Linked DNA regions of Homo sapiens: region 2 is linked to region 1. The links are chromatin loops, found by intact Hi-C in ENCODE. Cell type or tissue: CD4-positive, alpha-beta T cell. All regions are shown on one strand.

The links. Peaks named below come from ENCODE experiments on the same cell type or tissue, not always from the same donor. Only the 100,000 strongest peaks of a DNase experiment are listed, where the experiment ranks them.
Region 2: a loop joins it to region 1, with 3 times the contacts of the local background. A loop is called at or near these places in 41 of 110 quality-filtered maps.

The regions. Positions count from the first base shown.
Region 1 is chr1:76,151,069-76,159,068 of GRCh38, reverse strand. All of the region lies in intron 1 of ST6GALNAC3 (ST6 N-acetylgalactosaminide alpha-2,6-sialyltransferase 3), which reads right to left. Among named protein-coding and RNA genes, the nearest start is that of ST6GALNAC3, 80 kb to the right of the region's middle. RefSeq lists a silencer at 4,679-4,788. In CD4-positive, alpha-beta T cell, CTCF peaks have their summits at 4,572 and 4,771 (motif pointing left); DNase peaks (open chromatin) are centred at 4,208 and 4,758; H3K4me3 peaks cover 998 bases; H3K27ac peaks cover 1,058 bases.
Region 2 is chr1:75,987,905-75,995,904 of GRCh38, reverse strand. LOC105378806 (a long non-coding RNA gene) reads left to right here. Exons shown (of 3, transcript XR_947521.3): 2 at 1,228-1,297. Among named protein-coding and RNA genes, the nearest start is that of ASB17, 60 kb to the right of the region's middle. In CD4-positive, alpha-beta T cell, CTCF peaks have their summits at 4,014 and 4,217 (motif pointing left); a DNase peak (open chromatin) is centred at 4,174.

The DNA.
Region 1 (8,000 bases):
CCCTAAAATGGGAAAGGGAAACTGCCTCCCTCTCCATCACACCCCCAGGAAACCACACGACCCTGGCACATTGGAGAGAACCCTGGATACATGACATGACGAAGGGCCTGAGTGGGGATCCTGGCTCAGTCCCTTGCCAGCTTTGTGACCCTGGGCAAACCCCAAAGCATGGCCATTTGCTCATCCATAAAATGTGGATGCCATTTCCACCCAATTGTCAAGGAGATAAGCACACAGGAGTGTATGGTTCACATTACAAAGCACTAAGTAAATATCAAGAACTATTATTAGATAATAGTAAAAGCTACTAATTACCAGGTACTTATTCCCTGACAATTCCCTCATTCCCTGTGCTAACTGTCTTATACATTATCTTATTTAACCCTTATGACCAGTGAGGTAGCTACTATGATCTCCTGTAGTAATTAAAGTACCTGTAGCCAAGAGGGGCTGATTTTACCTCGCTTAAATTTTAAAAATAAGAATAAAAGAAGAACAACAACAAAAGGAAGAGAAGGATGAATTCTTTTTAAGATACTGGAGTTGCTCAAAAAATTAATAAATCCCTAAGCATCCAGACTTGGGGCCACCCCAGGAACTGTGGCTGCAGGTGTTATGACCTGCCCTACAGACTGAAGATATAAAGGTGCCTTCATGTCAGAGGGCCCCGGCTCTGGGTTTCAAATCGCTAGGCTAGAGAAGTTAATTGGCCTGACTCAGTCGGTTGCTATGTCCAGGGTGTAGAACTGCATTGCACAGATCCCTCCTCCCATATATTCCTAAAAAGGAAGAATTGTTTAGTAAGCCAGGAAAGACAGAAAAAAAAAGTAAAACCACCTGTTCAAATCACATGGGTAAGAAGTGAAGGAGGTAGGATTCAAATTCTGGCAGCATGGCTGCAGAGGCTGACTCACAACCACCCCACAGATGGCCTCCGAAGGTAATGAAAGAGGCATGTTTATTAATTTTTGACAACCTAGTGAAAATATTTATCAGATGGCTTCCTGGACCCATTTCATTGGAAAATAGGCAGCATAGTGGGGAGTTTCAGAGTTCCTGTTTTAACATCAGAGACTTGGGTTGACGCTAGCATCACCAATTACAAGCCAAGAAACCGTGGGCAATCATGAGTTCTAAGGTCAGAGTCCTCAAGTGGAAAGTGGAGACATAATAGCATATCCTATATTATTACAATTATATGGCATTCTGGAAAAGGCAAAACTGTAGATAGTTTTTTAAAATCCATGGTTTCCAGGTATGGAGGATAGTTAAATGGGTGAATAGATGAATTTTTAGGGTGGTATAGTTATTCTGTACATTACTGTAATGGTGGGTACATAATATTATGCATTTGTGAAAACCCATTGAAATTTACAGCACAAAGGGCAAATCTTAACATATATAAACTTTAAAAAAATCATTTAGGCAGTCAGGGTAATCCCGGAATGAAATACAGCATGTGACAAAGCAATCTGTGGTACATATGTGAACAACCCTCACTAAAGTGGATGGAAGAAAAAGGTGCTATTTAAGTGGCTTTGGAAATGTATGCAGTCTGTAAAACTAAGGCAAAATAAACCGTACACAAGCACTGTACTCTAGTTGACGAGGCTATTTTCCATGGGGGTATAAGTTAACAATTTTGATACTGCTACATATGTATACTGGAATTGAACAACTAAATAAATGCATGACAGATGCTGAGAGCCAAGTTTATCATTTTTGGAGTAGGAGGCTACAGATAGGCAAGGGGGAAGGCTAGAATGATCCACGTGATAATGGCTTAGAGCTGGAGACATGTAACAGCTTAAGAGCTGGAAACGTCAGTGTGAACACATGTTTAGCATAATACAGATACCAATGGTTACATACAGATATATTTGTAGATCAGTAGATAGGCATCTATAGATTGGTTCACATGCACATGTTTTCTTGCTGTCAGCTGAGAGCTTATAAAGCAGCAGCAACCAGAAGCACCAGCACACCTGGAGCCCAGACCCTATTCTAATACCACCCTCCAATAAAAGGAGCCAGGGCTGGCTGGGCGCCGTGGCTTACACCTGTAATCCCAGCACTTTGGGAGGCCAAGGCGGGCAGATCACGAGGTCAGAAGATTGAGACCATCCTGGCTAACACGGTGAAACCCCGTCTGTACTAAAAAGACAAAAAATTAGCCGGGCGTGGTGGCGGGCGCCTGTAGTCCCAGCTACTTGGGAGGCTGAGGCAGGAGAATGGCGTGAACCCGGGAGGCGGAGCTTGCAGTGAGCCAAGATCGCGCCACTGTACTCCAGCCTGGGCGAGAGAGCGAGACTCCGTCTCAAAAAAAAGGCCAGGGCTTTTTGGAGAAATGACTGATTCAAGGACTAGGGCAGAAGATGTACAAGATAATCCTGGAGTATCTTGTAGTGAGTGCCACAAAGAAAGCAAGAAAGAAACACCTCAAAAACAAAAACCCGCAATGATGGGGGTGTGTCAAAGGGACACAGGAGTCACGTGAAACAGCTCCCAGAGGCAAAAAAAAAACCAAACAAAATCTAGTAGTATACTATTTGATTATAACTCAAAGTATGGAATAAATCTCTATGAGTCCATATTGATAGAAATAAACAATTGAATACGTAAATAAATGGGGAAGAAGAGAGAAATTTTCTGTGCAGAGAAATTTCAAAAATGTTTATAGGTACTGTGCTCTCTGAGGGTGGAATATAACTCCCCCTCCTTAAGTGTGGACTACACGTGGTCACTTTCTTGTGATAGTACAGTATAAAAAAAGGAGAGGGGACAGTAACTTTACGAGAAGAAACCTGACAAACACCGTCTCAGCGAGGTGATGACGTTCAACATCTACAACGTTAAATCATGTTAATAATATGTACCCTGAATATGATGTGATAAGAATGGCATTTTCTCTCTGCCTTCTTCCTCTCAAAAACCCATAACCCCAGTCTAATTATTAGAAAACCTTAGACAAATTCCAAAAGAGGAACCTTCTACTAAACTCCTGAGCAGTACTCCTCAAAACTGTCAAGGTCATTAAAAACAAGTTTAAAGTCTGAGAAACCACTACCGCCAGCAGGATCTTAAGAAGACATGACAACTAAGGTAAGGCGGTATCCTGGGTAGGCTCCCGGAGCAGAAAAAGGACACTAGGTCAAAATAAAGGAAATCCGAATAAAGTATTGGCTTCAGTTAATAATAATGTATCAATATTCCTTCACTAATTGTAACAAATGTGTTATGCTAATATGATTAAAACAACAACAACAGGAGAAACTATATGTTAAAAATAGGAGGCCGGGCGCGGTGGCTCACACCTGTAATCCCAGCACTTTGGGAGGCCAAGGCAGGTGGATCACGAGGTCAGGAGATCGAGACCATCCTAGCTAACACGGTGAAACCCTGTCTCTACTAAAAATATTAAAAAAAAAAAAAAATTAGCCAGGCGTAGTGGCGGGCGCCTGTCGTCCCAGCTATTCGGGAGGCTGAGGCAGGAGAATGGCATGAACCCGGGAGGCGGAGCTTGCAGTGAGCCGAGATTGCGCCACCGCACTCCAGCCTGGACGACAGAGACTCCGTCTCAAAAAAATAAAATAAAATAAATAAAAAAAGGAGAAAGTGGGGGAACTCTTGCTATATTCATAGTTTTTCTGCAAATCTAAAGCTGTTTGAAACAAAGTTGATTAAAACAACCAAAAATTACCCATGCCTGGCACATAGTAATTCTCTATAATAATTTGGCTGTAGTGACGGTAGCAGTAGTACTCATGGCTCCAGTGTAGGCGCATGGAGGAGACGGGGGTCGGGGGGCAAGATTTGCTGAGTCCTTTATGTTCTTCCTGTGGGAATTTAGGTTCAAAGGTCCAGGAAATAAACTGTCACTGTGCTGGTCACCACCCAACAACCACTTCTAGACCCTGTACCAAGGGCAGCAAAGCCCGTAGCTTTATAGTGACTTTGTAGGGAGGAGGGCACTCCCCGATTCCCACAAATAAAGAGAAGGTCACCCTCACATACACACATCCTCCAAGGCAAAAAAAATAAAAAATAAAAAGATTGGTGGAAATGCAAATGCAAAGAAAATGCAAAGATTTCAATCAAGAGGTGTTTTGTAATCAGAAGGAACTTCTAATCAAGGGCCAAGAAACTGACCCCACCCAGTGGCTGCCAGATGACCTAAAAACCCGGAAGTCAGAATGGTGGTTTTCGTTAAATGGTAGCGCTCCCTGGTGTATTGAGCTGGTGAAATATGGCTTGTATTTCCCTTGCCTGCATGCAGTCTTAAATCCTCCCTCAATAGAAAATCTCCTGTCAGGCTGATCCACACTAACCACGGGCACTCCTGCTCTCCCCAAAATAAGCAAGATCAGCCCAGGAAGTCAAGTCCTCATCTCCTGTCAGATGTCAACACAAGCATGCTACGGCCACATTGCAACCAGGTTAGGGACAAAGAAGAGCAGCCTGGATGTACAGCATTACCAAGGCGGATGCTTCTGTGAGCGTCAAAAACCCTGGGTTACAATCACGTTTCACTAACGAAACACAAACAAGCAGTGGCTGTGCTTCATTTGCAACAGGCGTTTCCAGACACTAATATTGCCCACACTTGCTTGAGTTGGAGAATGTCTTTACATTCATAACAAACCTTGAAAGTAGAAGCTGAGACACAAAGTAGCAGCTTAAATGCAGTGCTCTTCGGGGACTTCACTAAGAAACAACCTGAGTGTTCCCCAGTACGATTGCTTTAAGAGTGACGAGAGCGCCCTCTCGTGGGGGAGAAAGGGCCCTGCATGCAGGGTGCAAACCTGTGAGGGCCAATGCACCACCGGCTACGGGGTCAGCCTGGGTTGGATTCATGTGGTTGGTGCCTGCTCTGTTTTCTCCTCCTCATGATCTTGGTGGTGTTCCAAGAGAATTGTCCACCCACATAAGCAAGAGAAAATTCCAGGGGTGAAATGACTGGACTATTTTTAAGCCGACTGGGCCAGGTTGGGTTTCATGTCTCTCCTGATCAGTGTTTGCCTGAGTTTGCAGCTCATTCTCATCACGGAAAAAGCCCTCCCGACTACAGACGGCGGGACAGGCAACTCATCACTGTGACGGAACCCAAGCCAACTCTTTAAGCCAGTGGGCAAGGTCTTAGATAAGACACCAAAATGGAGAAAGTTGCCCATTGCTGAGGGGCGCCCGTTTGGACAAACAGCAAAATGGGGCCAGCCAAGAGCATCATTTCAGACAGAGAAAAACGAGAAGGGAAGGGGCTCAGAGGCATTGGCCTGAAACAGAATATGACTAACTGTTCCCTGTCTAGGTCAACTCCTTAGGACATAAAAATAAGCCACTCAAACAAAGCCATGGTTAGTGTTTTAAACAAAATATAGATATGTTTAAAACTTAGCAACACAGGACAAGTTATACCAACAGCAAAACACAGAAAAATCTGAGGTGAGGGAGTAAGGAGTAAGTCCCTTTGCCTGAATTCATGCCATGTTTTATTAAAGTGAACAAGGAATAGCCATGCTTGAAATCCCCTCCCCAAACGGCTTTGTTAGCTGGACACAGCCACTCCATCTCAGGTGTAATTTCGCACGCACAGGCAGGTGAGGTCCTGAGTTGGGGACAGCTCTCTGGCGGTGAGACATCTCCCCAGAGGCTCACAGGTACACTCTAGCCGCCTATGGGTCTATAGGAGCCCTGGGGAAGAAAAGATGGAGTTTCTGGTTTAGATTAGGTTATTCTGGCAACAAAAAGGAAAGGGCAGGGGAGGAGAACATTATCAGTGTCCTTCAAGAACGGGCAACTTCAGAGGGTATGCAAATAGGCAATAGCTATAGGGGAAAAAAAATTCACAATGGCATCCAAAAAATGTAACTTAAATTAAGGATGTTACGTCATTTTCCACCTATCAGAAGGGCAAAATGAAAAAGCATGACATATCCATTACTGAATATCTGAGGAAAGAGACACCAGACACCACTATTAAAAGGAGCAAAAATGGTCTTCCCACTTCTGGAGACCAGTTGTATCCAATATCTTCAAAACGTGCATATCTTAAGGTCCGGTAATTCCCTTCTGGGAACTCTAAAATAAGACTTGCACAACATTTTCCAATAGGAATATCCCTAAAGGTTTATGAATGACCACATTATAGAGCTTATATTTTGGGCTTCAGGAAATAAGAAAATAAGGACAGAATTCAACCACCAAAAGGCATCTAAGAATTAAGGAAAATGTTGGTGGAACCTCTAAACCTTTTCTCCATGTTCCCAGTGGATATGGTCTATGGCTGATCCCATGATGGGAAATCTCTGCCCAACGGTCAAAATGGTGTTTTCAGCTAGTCTCACAAGTTCAGAGTCATACACCAGCACTTCATTTTCTATTTAAATGTTTACGGTTTAAATTGAAACTGTGGGGGCCTTTCATTCTGTCAGGAGGCCATGGTCAACATCCTCAGTGTGTTTTGTCCTTGGCACAGCCTCCTGGGAAGCCTCAGGCTCAGCTCAGATGCTTCACTATGAACATTACCAAAGACTCGTGGGCATTTCAGAATTTAAGAAAGAGCCCACCTTCACCTAGCACAAGACTTTGCAAATAATCCAGACCCTTTCATCAAAGTGGCTCCACAAGTATGTGGTGTGCACAAGGCCGCCTGGGCAGTCTTTACCTCATCACCCACCTGGCAGGACATGTTTAGAAGCTGCTTCTCTGTGATAAGATTTCCTCCGCATCTTAAATAACCTGGACAGCAATAAGCCAGTGTCAAGGTGGTGGCTGTCAGCTTCTTCTAGGATGGATCAGCAGTGTCCTTGGAAAAGCAAAAAGCTAGAAGCCCAGGTAAACACTTACAACACGACAATGACAAAAAGATATGAATAATAAATACCTTCAAAAATATGATCTTCCTAGGAGACTTTATTTACACGCTCAGCCATTCTTTTGCTTTTTCTCTGGCTCCCAAATAGGATTTAATCTTTTGACAATTTTTCACTCCAAGAAAGACTAAAGAGCCCATGGTGGGAAGGACAATATTGTTCCATGAATCAGGTACAGTATGCCTCAAAAGTCATCACAAATTTAAATTTCTGCCTTAAGTAGCCAAGTGGAAAGGGCACTGCAGCAAGAGTCAGGAAGCCTGGATTCTCACCCAACTCTCAAGAACCGGCTTCTCCACAGTGGGCCTCCATCATCTTTCTGAATTCCAGATTCATCCTCTGTAGAGACAATGTCTAGACTCCCATCTAGCATCCCTGGGAAGGTGAATCCGGGATGGGACCTGCAGCAAAGCAATCGATGCCCCACCCGTTTTCCCTCAGCCTTCATTGTAACAGTGCCCATGGGCCTGACCAACTGCCAGCCCCTGCACCTCCTTACCAGAGGTTCTCTGGCCAGCAGAACCTCCCCTCTCAGGTGTGATCACTCAGAGGCACCTGTGCTACACTCTTTCCCAGACGTTCCCAGTGGAACTGAGCTGCAGCTGTCCACAGTGATGGCGAGCTTGATAGCACATCCTTTATTGGCTTCCTTCCTCCCCTTCTCATTCCCCACTCCCCTTCCCAAGTTTCCTGGGATCATCTCCCACATAAACTATGTACACTGGAATCCTGCCTCTGTGGGAACCCAAACTAGGAGGGGTGATTTGTATGCCTTTCTACGAGGGACTAAACCTTTTCAAATGGCCTGGCCTTATATCTTTAAGCCACGCCTGTGATGTAGAAAGTAGGCCGTTTTCTCCATGGCTGACTGTAATGCAGACTTTTGAAAGTGACAAAGCCTAGTTTTAACGTCACCCCTTGCCCCCCTGTTTGCCCACAACATCTGAAGGTTCCTCCTGATTCCCAGTTCTGATAGATCCTCCTGATTCCCAGTGATTCTCACCTAGGAACCACCAATGAAGGCGGAGGAAGGGGAGGCCTGAACACATCTCCCCTCTTCCCCGTGAGAACCAAGGGGCCACTATTTCACTTTCTTGTCTCCCCATCAGTGTGTTACTTCACTCTTGG
Region 2 (8,000 bases), 160 kb after region 1:
CAGTGATACTAGGGAAAAGGTTTAAATAGGATAGGTTCTGGAAAGTTTACAAAAGAATAAATTGTAATCTTACGTTCTAAGTTGGCAATCATGACCACCACTCTATTTCCAGCCCTATCTCTCTTACAGCTGTTAACATTTGCAGGTGTCACCTGAAGCTTGTGTGTGCAGATTTAAGTATAAATACCTTATCTAAGAAGTGTCAGATCCATTAGAATCATATTTCTTTACATTATTACAGAGGAATGCTTCAAGGGGTAATCCCAGTTATATTTATGCTCACTGCTATCCATTCACAGGGGCTGCTATCATATGCACCATGTGGATACAGGGCACATCATGCAGACCCTATGCAGAAGTTAAAAAGCAAAGTATCGAAGACTTTAAAAACAACAGACAGGCATCTGAATTTTAAAAAGACATTTCAACTCTCTTCATTTTCTAATAATTAAAATATTTTGAATGCACAAATATATGAAATCCTTTATCTGTTGAGCCAGAGCTGAATCTGCTGGATGAACATTAAAAACATACAAAGAGCAGTCTTCAGTGAATAATCAGTTCCAGACAGCTCTATGCACAGAATATTTTTAATACAAGTCAAAAACACAACAAAACAAAACACTCAGCATTCCCTCCCAGGAGAAAATTCTTTTAGGGGGCTATATGACATGAATTCTGCTTCTGGTGAGATTTTGTACATTCACATGAATGCACTTCAGACAAAAGAAAGACCAATGTATAGAAGAGTTCATGACTTTACTACAAATGTTATTTCAACATGGGTCTTTTATAAGCAAGCTGAAGGTGATCTTTTGCCATTTTGGTGGAAGAGACAGCAAGGGTTGAGCAAGGTTATATCCCCATCTTGATTACGCTACCATACTGAAAATCCAAGGAAGCCTTGAGACTTGACAGCCTTGAAAATAATCCATCTCATCATGGTTCCCCAAAACATTAGAAGACTGGCTGGCACTGCATCTCTCCTTCTGGAACGCTCTTTAGTTCAAAGATGCCACATCCTAACTCTTCTCCTTTCCTCAAACCTTTTTTCATCTGTTAACATAAGCTTCACAGTAAAAGAATGTACTTAATATGAACTGATTTTTTTAAGAAAAGGAAAGATTGGCACAAACAGCCTTAAGGACATAACTAATAAAATGTAATTTAAAAGTTGCTTAAAGGAAGTTGTACATTTTGATATAACTATACCAATATTTCTTGTAGATGTGGCTCTGGGGGAAATCTTCTAGAGATCCCTGCCTCCATGTCCCCAAAACAGAAATTTCAGAGACCAGTAAGTACATTACCATCTGTGCTAAAGCCACGATAAGCCAAATTCACTGACTATAAGATCCTAACTGATAATAAATAAAAGTGAATTTACAGAGGTCCCTGATGTACAATTCTTTTTGTTCCAATCAGAGACATAGTTTTGAAAGTAACCAATAACAGAAAATTACTGAAAGAAATAAAATCAGTCTAGTGAGTGTGTCAGGTCAAGTTACATTAATAGAGATATCAAGGATTACATTGTTACATAAATAAGACAAATAGGAGGGTTGAGTGGCCCTCCCATTTTTCTTTGTTCAACTTTAAATCCAATTCCTAACTCTTAAGCAGATGCAGACCACACTGACTGTCTTACATTGTTTTATCTCTCTCAATATCTCTCAATTCCTCTGTCTCTGTGTCTCTTGCTCTCTCTGTGTATGTGTCTCTGTTCTTCACTCCCTCTCTCCATTCTCAATCTCTCTCCCTGTTTTCAGAAATGCAGTCTGAATTAGACAGAATTAACTTGTCCAGCATCCTTGGAAAGCAGTATCAGACACAGATTTCAGTAAGGAAATCAGCTGTAAATCCAAGATTCAAGAAGAGGGGATTCAAAATTATCATGACCATTAATTCTGAGGCAGTATGATTTTTCAAGTGGAGAGCACCTAGGAATTCCCCTATGAAAAGTTAAAGTTTTGCTTCAACTTTCCCACTCCCTTATATACAGCCCTTCCTCCAACTAAAACAAGGAATTGTTTCCTTGCCAAGTCATAGCCTGGTGTGGTATGTGAATATATGAAGTGTGATCATAAAATATCAGAATGAACTTTTTATCAAAAACATTAAGTCTTGTGCATGCTAGAGAGTTTCCAGAGAGTATTTCTTCCCAATCACATTAGGAGGCTGTGCAATTGTGCCACTGCTCTGGACACTTTTAAAATTCTATTACAATTCTCTCTTGTGATTGCAGCATATCAATATATTTTATTTTTATTGTTTAAATACAGGATCTCATTCCATCACCCAGGCTGGAGTGCAGTGGTGTGATCATAGCTTACTGCAACCTTGAACTCCTGAGCTAAAGCAATCCTCCTGCCTCAGCCTTCCAAAGTACTGAAATTACAGGAATGAGCCACTATGTCTGGCCCAATATCTTTAGTTGGAATTGCATCTTCAAACATTGAGGGCATATTTTATAAGTTTTTTCAAAGTCATTTAAAGTTAAATCTAGTGATTGAAATCAGGTAAACATTATTTGAGGTCAAAACAAAATATGATTATAAAATTCAAGCTACGATATGTAATTCATCTTTTACCCCATCCATGTCTTTCACTTTACCTAGCACATACTCAAGAAATGCTAATAGAAATGAATAATAGATTTTCATTGCATGGTTCATAAACTACTTTTAAAGACCATTCTGAGAGTTTTAAAATAACCATAGAATTTCTCTAGGTGTCTACTTTGGGTAGAATAGCACTAATTTTATAATTTTAATTTTATATGTGGAAGTCTAGTGTTTTTAAAAATCTCATTACTTAGTAGCCACATTCCTATTACACATCTATTGATTGGGTCTGGCCATTTGCAGCAAGCTGATTTATTCAGCCCGACTTCTGTTCAGGTATCTTGGCACTCTTATTGATGATTGAAACAGACTAACCCATAATTTCCATTTTGGTCTAGAGTAGGGGTCTGTAAACTTTCTCTGTAAAGGGCTAGACAGTAAATATTTTAGGCTTTTCAGCCCAAGTGGCAAAGTTGATGACATTATGTAACTACATATGTAACAAGAGGTAAAATAAATTTCCATAAATGTATTATTGGCAAAATTCAAAATGTAATAATAATAATTGAGTATAATTTCTTATAATACAAGTCTACTAATGACAAGAATTAAACACTTTTAGAAGGCATAACATTTCTCTTAATTGGAGTCATAGTTAATGGTCCCTATTATCAAATTAATTGCAAATGTTCACCTGTGAAAACCATTCTAAACTTCTGGAGTGTATAAAAACAGGTGTTGGAGCAGATTTGGCCCAAGGACCATAGTTGGCCAACCTCTGTTCTAGTGGCTGCAGTGAGTCATCTTTGACTACAGGGGTTCATTTAACTCTCTAAGGAGAAGTGGAAGGAAGCAGTCTGTATTTACTCTCAGTAAGAACAAGAACCATTCTCCTGGAAGTCCTGTAAACGCGGTTGTTTTCAAGCCATCTCTTAGGTGCTCCAGGGTAGAGACAGGTTGAGCGGGAGGCTAAGACAACTAGAAGGCAACTGACTGAATACTCTCCTCAGAGTTACCATATTTAATACAAAGACAGAAAGTTTTATTCCCACTTAAATATCTCTGAAATCAGATTAGGCCTTACAGTCAACAATTCAATTTAGTTGGCAGGACTATTTTCTTCCTTACTGCAAATAAAGCAGCAGGGAGACTTAAAATCAATGACATCTTAGCATTTATGAAGTATGGTAATATTTCTCATTCCAGGCTTCAATTCAGTTCCCCCTGGAGTCCCTTTACCCCTGTCTGAGTAACTACCTTTCTTATTAGAGCTTATGTTCTGCTTCCTTTTTCTGTTGCCACGAAAATGGAAAAGTCATTCTCAGTGAAGGCTTTGCATGAGCATTAAGAAACTATCAATTTTGGATTACTTCGTAGCTGGGTGTGGTAGAGGTTTGTTTAGAGATGGACTTTCTTGTAAAATTCGAGTTTGACTTATTTTTAAAAATTAACAATTTCCTTCCTTTCTAAATGACGAGAGAGACAGAAGAATTCTTCAAGGTTAGTGTGTCCAGCATGCAACCTTTCCTTCCTGGATGAGCATCCCTGGAATAGGAGAGCCAGCCTGCCTCCTGCGCTGGCACAGAGCCCGGTTCCCTAGACAACTGCCTCTCCAAATCTGATGTCCAGCGCCACCTGGTGTCCACATCAAGCAGACACAATTAATAGTCAACCTGTTCAGGAAAACTGTGAGGGGGAAAAAAAAGAAAGAGGATTTATGAAGGGAAAAGAAAGTTTAGAGGATATGCCACGATTGGAATGTAATGAGTAGAACCAGGAAGGCAGTCTCTAACCAATAAGGTGTTACAACACATGTATCTGCTTTGCCACATGGGATATGAAGACAATATATGAGTAAGCATATGTAACATAACTGATTAAAAAAAAAAAAGTTAATGTAAAAGGGGTACCAGAATAGAAGTCAGGCATCCTGGGTATTTTTCTGGTTTTCCAATTAATCTGCAAATTGTCTGTTATGCAGCAGGCACTTTAGTAGGTATCTGAGCCGAGCAAACATGGGAGGAGCTGGGGATGTGCCAAATGCTCTACATAGATTATTTCTTCCACATCTCAACTAGCCTATGAGGGAGACAGTAAAATTCCAGGGAGCATGAAGGCAGAAGACAGAGAACAGTAAGCACCAGAAAGCCTCATCAAAGGCCTGATCAAAGCTAACAATGTTGTGATTGGTAGTGAAAGTGTTTACTCATAACTAAGGCTATCCCAAAGTTGTTATAAAAGTTTGCTATCAATCTTCTTTTCTGTGATCTCCCGGCCTCACCTAAAATCAGGTGATTTCCCAGTAAAAGTCAGGGTTCTCAGAGCTACTTCCACCACTTTGTGGCTGTCTGAACACTCCATATTTGTGCAAATGCCAAGAATTGTATCACATCACTGCAGTAACTGTCTACACCATTTCTGCAGCCCTCCCAGCCATCAATCCCCCGGCACCACACATCTCTTGAGCCACAGATGAATCACAAACATAAGGAAAGAAAAATGTACAAACATATGGAGGAAATAAAACTCTCCGGTAAAGTGGTAGAATTTATTTTCATCTCCAGGAGCTGTCCTCCAGACTTGCAAAACTCCACCTTCATGCAAAAGCATCTGGAAGTTCAGAATTACTTTCCTTTGGCAAATGCATGAACTGTGACTCCTATATTTTGTATCTATTTTCTCACTTAAGACTTGAGGGCACTACAGGAAGAGCATTTCTCTCTTCTTTTACCATCTTCACTCTTGAGAGGCTTAGGGTTTGCTCGGGGAGACTCATAAATAAATAAATAAATAATAATAATAATAATAATAATTTGAATCCCAGGAAAGCTTTGGAATAAATGAGATCATGTCTATGAAAGTTATGTGTGAGCTGGAAAGTACTGTGAGTGTGTCAGGGTTCAGTTAGGAAAGCAGAGCCATGTATTAGGGGATTAAAGGATTTAGTATGGGAATTAGACTTTACAGTAAACATGGGAGGATCTGGAGAAGTGAATGTCTAGAAAAGGAAATAAGAGAATCAGAGATAGGGTCATTAACCAATGCCCCTGAAGTCCTGCACAGATGGACTAGTTTTTCTACTTCTCCAAGCATCAATTTCCTCCTACATAATGGTAAAGCATGGAGGTTCTAGAATCTGACTACTTGCATTCAAATCCTGGATCCGCAACTTCCTGGTTGTATAGTCCTGTGAAAGTTACTTCACCTCTCTATATCTCATTTCCTCCTTTGAAACTAAGGATAATAACAGCACCTGTCTATGGAGTTGTTGTGAGAATTTAGTGAAATAATACTTAGAACAGTGCCTGGACCATGTAAGCACTCAGTCAATGCAGCAATCTTTACCATCACAGGAGCATGGTGATCACTGAAAAGGATGTACGTTAGGCAGTTGGCTCACTACCCAGAATATTATACGTGCTCAGTAAACACTAGCTATGAGCTATGATAGCTTAAGATTTTGAGTCAGAGACATTGTAAGGGCAATGTAGGAGAAGTTTACATGTTGAAAATGCTAAGACATATTGGGGAACAGTCACTTGTGTGGCTGGAAGATAGGTTCTGAAGGAAACTGATGGAAACTATGATTGGAGAGACATGTCAACCAGGAAGCACTTAAGTATCACATAAACAACTAAGAGCCACAGCATGCTCTTAAGACTGACATAATGAAAGAGACTCTTTTTAGAGATTACCTGGCAGAATCTGTAGATTAGAATGGGAGAATGGGGTTAAGAATCAAATCTGCAGCAAGAAAGACTAGTTAGATAGTTCTTGTAATAATCTAGGGAAATAGTAATGAGGACTTGGATTATGATAGTAAGGATGGAAATGAAGAGAGAGAAAGTAAAGATGTGTCACATAGCAGAACTAACAGACCATGGAAATTAATTAGATATGAAATATAGCAAAGAAGAGAGCTCAAAACCAATTTTTAGGTTTAAAAAAGTCAAAGAAAAGAGCAGCCATTTGTGGAAGACAATTTTTTGAGCATGTGAAAATGAAGTACTCAGGTAAAAATGTGTGGACCGGAGCTCAGGAGAAATGTCGGGCTGGAGATAATGATCTGAGATTCATCTGGTGAGAGCTCTGAGAGTGGAAGACAAAATGCCTTCACTGCCAATCTCAATTTGGAATATGGAAAAAAGAAAAAGAAAGAGAGATAGATCGAGACAACCCTAAATATAACACAGCAAATCCTCACTAAATGTTGTCAATAGGTTCTTTGAAACTGCGACTTTAAATCATGGTTCCAGTCTGAGTGAATGTGGAGGTGTGTGTGAGGGCACCTTGTGATGGAAGGTTGTCTTGTCCAGGACTGGTTTTTTGTTTTATAATGAAAACGATTATAAATTGTTTCAATAATTGTTTTCATTATTATCTTATTTCATTCATTATTATCTTAGGCTAATTGGTATAAACAAGAGTTAAGTTCCCATGGCATATTTCTGGTAACAAAAACTTACCAGACTTCTAAATAAAGACCCAAAACACTTCTAATATTAAACAATGAAATAAAAGAGAGCTACATGTACAATTAAGAAAGAGTAATAAAAACAAGTAAGATCATTATTTACCCAAATTTGGCGAATCAGTGAGTATTAGCAGCTGTCATGGTGAAGGGTTAAGTCCAGGATAAATGTTTGCAAAGCAAAAATTGTAAGGAGCACCTCCTATTACCATGCAATTTAAAAACTAACTGTGGCAAATAGGGCAGGCTTGCTGAGTGTTTTTATACCACATTGCTTATTGTCATTTATCTGTATGATTTTGGTCTCATTTATGAATTTTTATTTGACAATAAATTATATTTGTGTATTCATTTATTTTCCAACCTGCTTATTCCAGTTCAGGGTCATGGGTGGCTGAATCTTCTTCTGGGAACCAGTCCTGGACAAGACAATCTTCCATCACAAGGTGCCCTCACACACACCTCCACATTCACTCAGACTGGAACCATTCAGACACACCAATTCATTTAGGGCACCTACAAAATCTGTGCACAGCTTTGGGATGTGGGAGAATATCAGTGCAGGCATGGGGAGAACATGCAAATTCCACATAGAGAGTGGCTCCAGCCAGAGAGCTTTTTTGTCTTCTCATCAATGCTATAAAGAAATGACAGTGAATGAAACAACATTATTTGGGGACCTACTGTATAAGTAAATCTTATTTAATAATGCACCCGTGTGTATAAAAAGATAAATAAATAGGCTATTGTAATCAATTAAGATTTATTCCCTGAGTTCAAGAATGGCTTAACGATAGAAAAAGTCTATTCATATGATTTTACCAATTAAAATGATTCTTAAAAATGACCATCTCAATGGATGCAGAAGAAAACATTTGATAGAATTCAACATTCATTAGTTACATTTTAAAAAACTTAGCAAACTAGGAATAGAAGAAAGATTTCTTAAAACAATAAAGAATGTA